2 separate regions of the Mus musculus genome follow, and region 2 is linked to region 1. The links are chromatin contacts, found by Hi-C in ENCODE. All regions are on one chromosome and are shown on one strand. Each heading gives the region's core, a stretch centred on a gene start or an enhancer-like site at or near the end of the contact. The rest is flanking DNA. Distances are from core to core; before and after follow the strand shown.

Region 1 (4,125 bases), core at 530-3,029:
CAGTGTTGCACAGGTAACTATTTCTGTTCTCAGTCTGAGAACATCCACCTACTGGAATTCTATCACAGACTCTTTGAGTATAAGCACTGGAGAAGTTCATACAGTGTCCATTTGCAATACAAACGGCATGGCCGTTTGGGTAATGCATTATGTTCCTCCCTTTGTACTGTCCACTGAGATGTTGCTGCCTCTCACTACAGGGGAAGTGGTTGTGAATCCCACTGCCACGATGGTCTTGATTTAAATTATATTGCTCCATGTTCCTGGGAATCCGTTCTCCTCTCTGAGGTGGCATGCTCTCAGATGAGTTTTCTCGATGTTCCTGATTATACAGAAAGGTATCCTTGTGGGCTCTGGTCACCATACCAATCACTTCCTCCTTTGCAAAATCAGAAGGAGTGTTTTTGATGTTTTCTTGCTCCAGCTGGGACTTGGGCCGCAGCTGTTCCTGAGCTGGTAGTGCTGACTGATCATGCTGTTCTGCTAAGGTGTCATTCTGCAGGTGGCCACTGAACTGGGTGTTCATCATGGTCTTCATTGCACTTTGCATTTCAATTAGCATTCTCTGTTTTTCACGCTTAGGAATTCGGCCAAATCGAACAGCTATGAAGAGAAAGCAAGTTAGCGTCTATATTCTAATAAGCTCTGCTTACATAAAACAATGACACAAAACTAGCTCTGAAACCCTTGGCTCTTGTCATACAAGTCAAGAATATCTACATGTCTCAGCTTAAGTTTTTCTAAACTTGGGTACTGATTCAGTAAAGGAAATGAGAAAGAAGAGAAAACTTTCCAAAACAAGGGTAAGAAAAAGACGTTGAGTTTTTTCCTAAGCAAAAATCTAAGAAACATAAAAATATAAGAACCGCAATATAAAGCATACCAGCCCCTTACTAAAGCCGGGCAACCACACAGCACTCTGGACAATCTCTGTGAGCTCCAAGCCAACCAGGACTACACAGTGAGACCCTACCTCAAAAAAATTTTTTTAAAAAGACTAAGACAGCTAAGAAAGCCTGACCCAAGGTGATGATAATATAGTACATAATAAATATATGTATATTATTTTATGTGTATCAATGTTTTGCCTGCAAGTGTGTGTGTGTGTATAGATATAGATATAGATATAGATATAGATATAGATATAGATATAGATATATCTCACATCACATATTGTGCCACAGATGCACAGATGGAGAAGAATGCATCAGGGTCCCCTAGTATGGAGTTACAGGCATTTGTGAGTCACTTTGTAAATACTAGGAACTGAATCTGAATTCTCTGTAAGAGCAGTGTGTGCTTTTAATCAATGAGCCATCTTTCTATGTCAAATAAATCCTGCCCTTCATCCCCAGAAAAAGAAAACTTAAAATCTCTTAAGAAAAGTTGTGTGAATGGTGGCATACACCTTTTAATCCCAGTAGGCAGAGGCAGGTGGATCTCCAAGTTGGGGGCCAGCCTAGTCTACAAAGTTAGTTGCAGTACAGACAGGGCTACACAGAGAAACCCTGTCCTGAAAACAAAAAAAAAATCATTTAGGAAAAATCTGAGTCAATTTACATGAAGCTACATAAAAGGCAACCATGCAAATAGCTGCCTCTGAGATAATAGTACTCATTCCACCATAGTGAGTTTAAACCCACAGGAGGTTGCAACGTGCTTTCTGAATCTGTACATACCAACCAAAGAGGCCCTGGTAAGTGCTGACAGCTCAATGAGCAAGCTCACACTCTGTCAACACTCTGCACTGGGCACGTACCATCTCGTGACATCCCCACAGACAGACACTTCTTAAAGCGGCACTGCTGGCACCGGTTCCTGTTCATCCTCATGATGGAACAGTTCTCATTCTTCAGGCACTTCTTATACTGGATGTTTTGCTGAATGCTCCTCCGAAAGAAACCCTAAAGTAAAGGAAGATTTATCTATCCATGTAAAAACGTGAAATCCTCACAAGAACTATTCCCATATCAAGCTAGTATATGTGGAGCTAGACCTATGTCAAAGAAAGAAATTCTTGACAAAAAAGTTAACTGGCTCCTTACTGGTATCTATCAGTAGATACAACACTTAACAAACAAAATTTCTCTTCCTGTGGAAGATTCCTTGTGCTGGCCCAAAGTACCTTTTTTATAGGCATTCCTGTGCTATACCTCAGCAGCAGCTACAAGTTCAATCTTGAAAGCAAGTTTCAAAACTTGTTTTCTGTTTTTTTTTTTTTTGGGGGGGGGGGGTGAGGTGGGGTGGATGGATCTCAATTAGCCCAGGGTAGCCTTGAACTACTGATCCTCATACCCCTACCTCCCAAGTGCTGTGCCACTATATGCAGCTTTCAAAACTTTTGAGACATAAAAGCTGACAGTTTGATAGCTGGATTCTATCACTAGAACCTTATGTTACAATAGCTGAGCTCGGTCATTTCTGGAACATTCTCTGTTGTCACCAACTAAATCTAGACACACATGCCAGACATCCCTGGCCACATGTAAGCAGCACATGTTATAACACATGCCCACATCCAGGAAAAGAGGGTTCCCAGACTGATGAATATAAACAACTATCTTGACTACATAAATCATTAGCATATGCTCTATGCCAGATCTTCATCTACCCCAAGCTCAATTTTCCTAGGAAAAAACACAAAACTCAAGAAAAACAACTAAAAATTCACTTCAAACTGCATATCCCCTTAATATTATAACTGACTACACGATACATCTTATTAAATATTGACCAGATATAACACTTTTGCATTTTACTGTTATGATACTATATACTTGTTTTAAATTATGCAAGAGCTAAGAAAAATGCATTTTTTAAGAAGGTACTGAGGACTTGGTGGTGGTGGCATATGCCTTGAATCCCAGCACTCTGGAGGCAGAGGTAGGTGGATCTCTGTGAGTTCTGCCAGCCTGGGCTATAGAGCGAGTTCCAGGATAGCCAGCACCACCCAAAGAAACCCGGACTAAAAAATAAACAAACAAGCAAAACAAAACAAAACAAGTAAAAAGAGGGTACTAGAATCTATGAGGTGGATCAAGGTAAAGTATTTGCCTAAACTTGTTAGACCTTGGGTCTCATTCCCAGCACAGCACTACCCCAAAAGTATGCATTTAGCATGGTTTACATTACTTGATTTCCAAGTAATCACAGTAACTTGGAAAGCTAAGGCAGATTTTGAGTCTAAGCCAGCCTGGGCTACTTCAGAAGACCCTGTCTCAAACAAATACTACCAAGATATTGATCAATTATTTGTATTTATCAATATAGTGATGAGAGATGGCTCAGTGGTTGAAAGCACCAGCTGCTCTCCAGCACCCACATGGCAGCTTACAACCATTTGTAGCTCTTGCTGTAGTAGATCTGACGCCCTCTTCTAGACTCCATGGGCACCAGGAACTCAAGTGGTACATAGACACACATCCAGGCAAACCAGTAATACACATTTAAAAGATACTTTTTAAAAGAGAATATATAATACATTTCATTCAAATTGTTGTTATATTATCTAACTGCAAACTGAGCATGAATTTAACTTTAAAATACTTTACATTTTCTTTAAAATATATATACAATTCTCTAAGACAATAGAAAAGAGCTACGTCTACAGAAAAAAACACTTACTAGTCATTAAAAACTCCCAGACTCAACTCATTCAGATTTGTCCCAGGAGAGACTTATTTTTTCTTATCTTATTCACCCTGCCACATCCTGCCAAACTGGATTCCTACTCTAGCCTACAGTGAGAAAACAAGAACACATGTTGATCTTGTTTGGTTACAGAAAAAAAGAGTTGTGTCAGATTTAAGAGAGATTCTGGATGTACGTGAGGAGGCGGGGCCACCTCAAAGAGCTTACCTAAGATTCTGGTTGCAATCACTAGAAATTAACTCTTTCCTGTGTGTTCTACTTAATGATCTGACTCATTTGTATTCTACTGTTTGTTGCTATTATTTTTGTTTGTTTTGTGTTTGAGATAAGATCTTGCTAAGTAGCTCAGGCTAGCTTAGCATCAACAATCCTCTTGCCTCAAGCATTATTTCTCAGCACACTACATTTAAATAAACACTTAGCAGTTATTCCGAGTCCACAGTACCTAACAGGATAAGAGCTAATGTGGTCTAT
Region 2 (4,125 bases), core at 441-2,940, about 49 Mb after region 1:
TTGTTGCCTAGTCCCATTAAGTCCCATTAAGTCACATGATGACTCTATCAGGGTACTTACCCGAGCCCCAAGGCCAGCACATGAGAAAGGAAGAGAGATGGGATGAAAACTTTTAGGAACTCTGCAGAGAAAATGCCCCCTTTCTTCATGGCTCCACTCTTCCTCATGCTTAGAGACGCAGCACGTTTAGGGTGTCTGAAATGGAACTCTCTGGGGAAGAAGTTCAGAGGCTGGAATCAGACCACAAGTGCTGCAGATGCCGGGCCTGAGCAAGCCCCTCCACATGAGCACAGAAATCACACCGCCCGCCCAGACACATGCAGTAACTTACTTGGGTGGGATGTTTTCGGGTCTACTGGACCAGTCTGATACCCAGTCTGCACTTTTCTTCAAAGCCTCAACTTCCTTTTCTCCTTCTACAACTTCTTCTTCTGACTAAAAAGAATTAAACAGTGAGAAGAAAGGAACAAAAGAAACACAGAAAAGAACAATTCTTTTTAATAAAAAAACAAACTAAATACAAAGTTGTGTATTGGTGATTTTAATGGAGGAAACAAGCTGTTTTCTAAAACTGAAGTAGACTGTAACCCTGGAAAAGTCCTCTGCAGGGGTGGCAATGCTGTGGCCTTGGTGCTGTTGAACCCGAGGATGCACACGTAGTGTTTCACTGTGTCCTTCTCAACATTAAACTTCCTATGCTGTACATATTCCCAACTGCATTTAAAATAAACATACCAAAAAGGAGATGGGAACAAATTAAATCTGTGAGGAAGTTAGCAAAGGGATGTGGTAAATCATGAGGCTGCCAACCACCTGAGACCAGCATCTACTAAAGCCAATGTCACTCATTAAACTTTACCATGGTCAATTCCAAACAGAAACTGCTGCATTCCACTCTACAAATGAGGACAGGGCGTGTGTGCCTTGCTGAGGGCCTCGTAACTAAAGGGGAAGACTACTGTTTTCTAACCCAGGCAAATTGCTCCAAAGGCCCAGGTTTCTTACTCTCTGAAAGATTTTTTTTTAAAGATGAATATTTCTCAAGATTTTGAAAACATATTAGTCAAGTTTTTCTGGAATAAGCTATTTTGAAGTGAGCCAGAAGTTAACATCTATTGCAATAAATGAAAAATATTCTTTTTATTGCTAATGATAACCTAAGCTTTCAGGCCAGAAAAAAACAAACAAACAAATAAACAAACAAAAAACCATTACATTTCCACATGCCTTTTCTTGTTTTTGTTTCTCTGAGACAGTACCTCATTCTGTAGCCTAGGCTGACCTGGAATTCAATATGGGGCCAGGCTGGCCTTTGATCTCAACTGCTGGGATAATAGACTTGGGCTATCATGTCTGGAAAACTCTTTTAACAGAAAGGGAGAGATGAAAAATTCCTAAAAATGACACATTAGTTGTATTTATTTAGTTTCAAAGGAATGTGAGGCTGTGACTCCAAACCAGAGCCCCAAAACTCTGATTCTGACTGACAGCTGAAGCCACCTGGCCTCTTCACAGGACGCTTTCCCCATAGCCCCAGTTCCTCGGGACTCAGCTGTCTGGGAGTGTGAGCCTGGCTCTACACATCACCCCTTTACTACCAAATCCAAGCCAAAAGCTCAGGGGATGTTTGCGTCCCTTTGTCAGCACGGTCCTTATCTAGTTCTGCTGAAGTTGGCAAATTCCACCAACTAACACAATGCAGCATTTAAGACAGAGCTTTTCCCAGCAGGCACTGAGCTTACTCAGAATCATGAGCTGGCTCTGTGGAGCAACCCTGAGATCATCCTCAGGCAGAAGCCAATCAGCAGTCATGCTGCAAGCACTGAGCAGCATGTGTGCACAACATTTGTGAGTTTTCAGACTACTATAGGTTCTTCTTTTTTTTTTTTTTTAAGATTTATTTATTTTATGTGAGTACACTGTCACTGTCTTCAGTCACACCAGAAGAGGGCATTGGATCTCATTACGGATGGTTGTGAGCCACCATGTAGTTTCTGGGAATTGAACTCAAGACCTCTGGAAGAGCAGCCAGTGTTCTTAACCGCTGAGCCACCTCACCAGCCCCTATAGGAGATTCTTTTGTTTTCATTTTTTGTTTGTTTATTTATGACATGTAGAAGCCACAGGTCAACAGGTAAAAGCTGACTTACTCCTTCCACCATGTGGGTGCTGGGGCTTCAATGTGGGGTGGAACTCAGGCTGTCTTGCTGGTTCCCTGTTCTTTTGGTTTGGTTTCAGCAATGCTGGAGACTTAAACCCATGGCCTCCCACATGTTAGGCAAGAGTTTTGCCTCAGTAACTGCACTCTAGCCAGATGGTAGTTTGTTCTTAGTTCCTCCTTTGGCCTCCCAGAATGCCTGCTTTCTGGTTTAGCTTAGGTATTTTTTAACCAGTTAATATTTTATTCTTTTCAGAGTACAAACAGAGAGATTTGTGCTCTGAATTTTCGAATACGATGAGATTTCCTCCACGGGAATAAAGCAAAGTTACCATTGGAGTCATATAGTTATTTTAGTCTACAAACACATTTCTAACCTTAAACTCTAATATTAACATGATTCTACATTCTTTTATTGTCTGAAATTTGTCAATCCCAGAGTTTTGGAGAGGGGATGGTGAGACAGCCTCAAACATTCTTTAGAGCCTAGGCTGCCCTATAGATCTCATGATTCTCAGCCTCCTGAGTCCAGAAACTGCAATAAACCTTAACACTATGCTTGGTTCATTTTGAGATTTTAAGCCATCTTCCTGTGACTAAAGAATATGACAAAAGGGCCCCTCATCTAACCACACAGGACTCATGCTTTGCTCTTCCCTGGACACATGCTTCCAGTCAACTGTCTTCACCACCTCACAGTCCTTATCTTACACTCAGTTAATCTTCCTTTCAAAGTCTCTAAACCGGGATAGTAAGCTGCACGCCTGTATCCACATACAAATAAACCAGAGTCTCACAAGATAAGAAAGAAGCTACTTCCAAAGATCTCAGTTCTGCACTGGACCCATTCTCAACAACAACAGTGTCGGCATGAGAGTGTAAATGTTTCTTGCTACACAATGGGGCCTCATGAGTACCATCGTCCTATCAGTAAGAACAACGCTCTGTGCCAGCTTAGGAATCCCCACCCCACGGCTCTGCGGTCCTGTCAAGTTTCTCTGTGTGCCCAGCAAGCTCTCCTGGGACTAACTCCCTTCAGAGGTTAGTTCAGTGGAAGGACTAGATAGATAGATCATGGGCTTGGATTTGCTTTCAGTCCTGACTCCAACACTGACTTGCATTGTCATCTTAAGTGATAACCATGAGGACAAAGTGTCTCTCTCCCCATTTCCCTTAACTGGACTAAAAACACCACACTGTTAAAGTGTGAAGTTTTTGAGTTTGTTTTGTTTACATAACTCAGCACCCAGTAAGACTGGTAAGTACCTGGTATTTTTCCTCACTTCTTTCTCTGGACAAACCTATTCCTCTCAGGTGCACATAAAGAAGAGACAGCCTCAGTCAACTGTTCTTAACTTTCTAACATCAAACTTTCTTACTCATGAGATATGATTTTCCTAATCCCTGGTGACTAATTTTTCAATTGTTTCTTCAATTTTAAAAGGGCAGTATAAAGCATCTACTAATATCTCTCCCTTGTTTGAAATTCTTGCCCCAGAGACCCAACTTTGTCTCTAGAAGCATTATGCTACCTGTGCCAAAACCCATGTCGTCTCTGCTGTTGAGTCCATCAGCATGGCTTGTCCCCTGCTTAAGGTCAATCTCACTGAGATTCTTAATTCTTAATCTGTCAGAATATCATAAACTATCCTGAATTTCAGATTTCTTTTTAATTTTAGGACAGCTGCATTCATCCCTAAAATCACAGTTAAATTCGGTGACCACATCTGCCTGATCCCTGGTGTGCTTACTCTGGGCTCTTTACAACCTGCATGGCTCCTAGGGCAGGGCCTACAGGATGACCCGTGCTTTCCCTGCAGAGTATGTCTATGGAGCTTCCAACAGAGCACCCGAAGACACTCTTTGAAAATGTCTAAACGAAAACACAGACTGAAGAGCATACACAGCAGATCATCAGCTCCCTGCTCTCTTCTGTCCTGGGGATGCCTTTGCCATGAACTCCATGT

The links. Hi-C counts contacts between places; a loop is a spot of excess contacts on that map.
Region 2: a loop to region 1 is called in a map of regulatory T cell, with 48 times the contacts of the local background. The contact joins two enhancer-like sites. A Hi-C loop is called at or near these places in 2 of 37 maps with a recorded cell type or tissue (T-helper 1 cell and regulatory T cell).

The regions. Positions count from the first base shown.
Region 1 is chr14:18,214,891-18,219,015 of GRCm38, forward strand. Nr1d2 (nuclear receptor subfamily 1, group D, member 2) reads right to left here. Exons shown (of 8, transcript NM_011584.4): 4 at 1,760-1,904; 5 at 1-603. Among named protein-coding and RNA genes, the nearest start is that of Nr1d2, 22 kb to the right of the region's middle. Within about 2 kb of position 1,780, at least 1 of the 3 ENCODE cell types and tissues checked has a DNase peak (open chromatin) inside an H3K27ac peak, as active enhancers do.
Region 2 is chr14:66,989,075-66,993,199 of GRCm38, forward strand. Bnip3l (BCL2/adenovirus E1B interacting protein 3-like) reads right to left here. Exons shown (of 6, transcript NM_009761.3): 4 at 332-435; 5 at 61-210. Among named protein-coding and RNA genes, the nearest start is that of Bnip3l, 18 kb to the right of the region's middle. Within about 2 kb of position 1,691, at least 1 of the 3 ENCODE cell types and tissues checked has a DNase peak (open chromatin) inside an H3K27ac peak, as active enhancers do.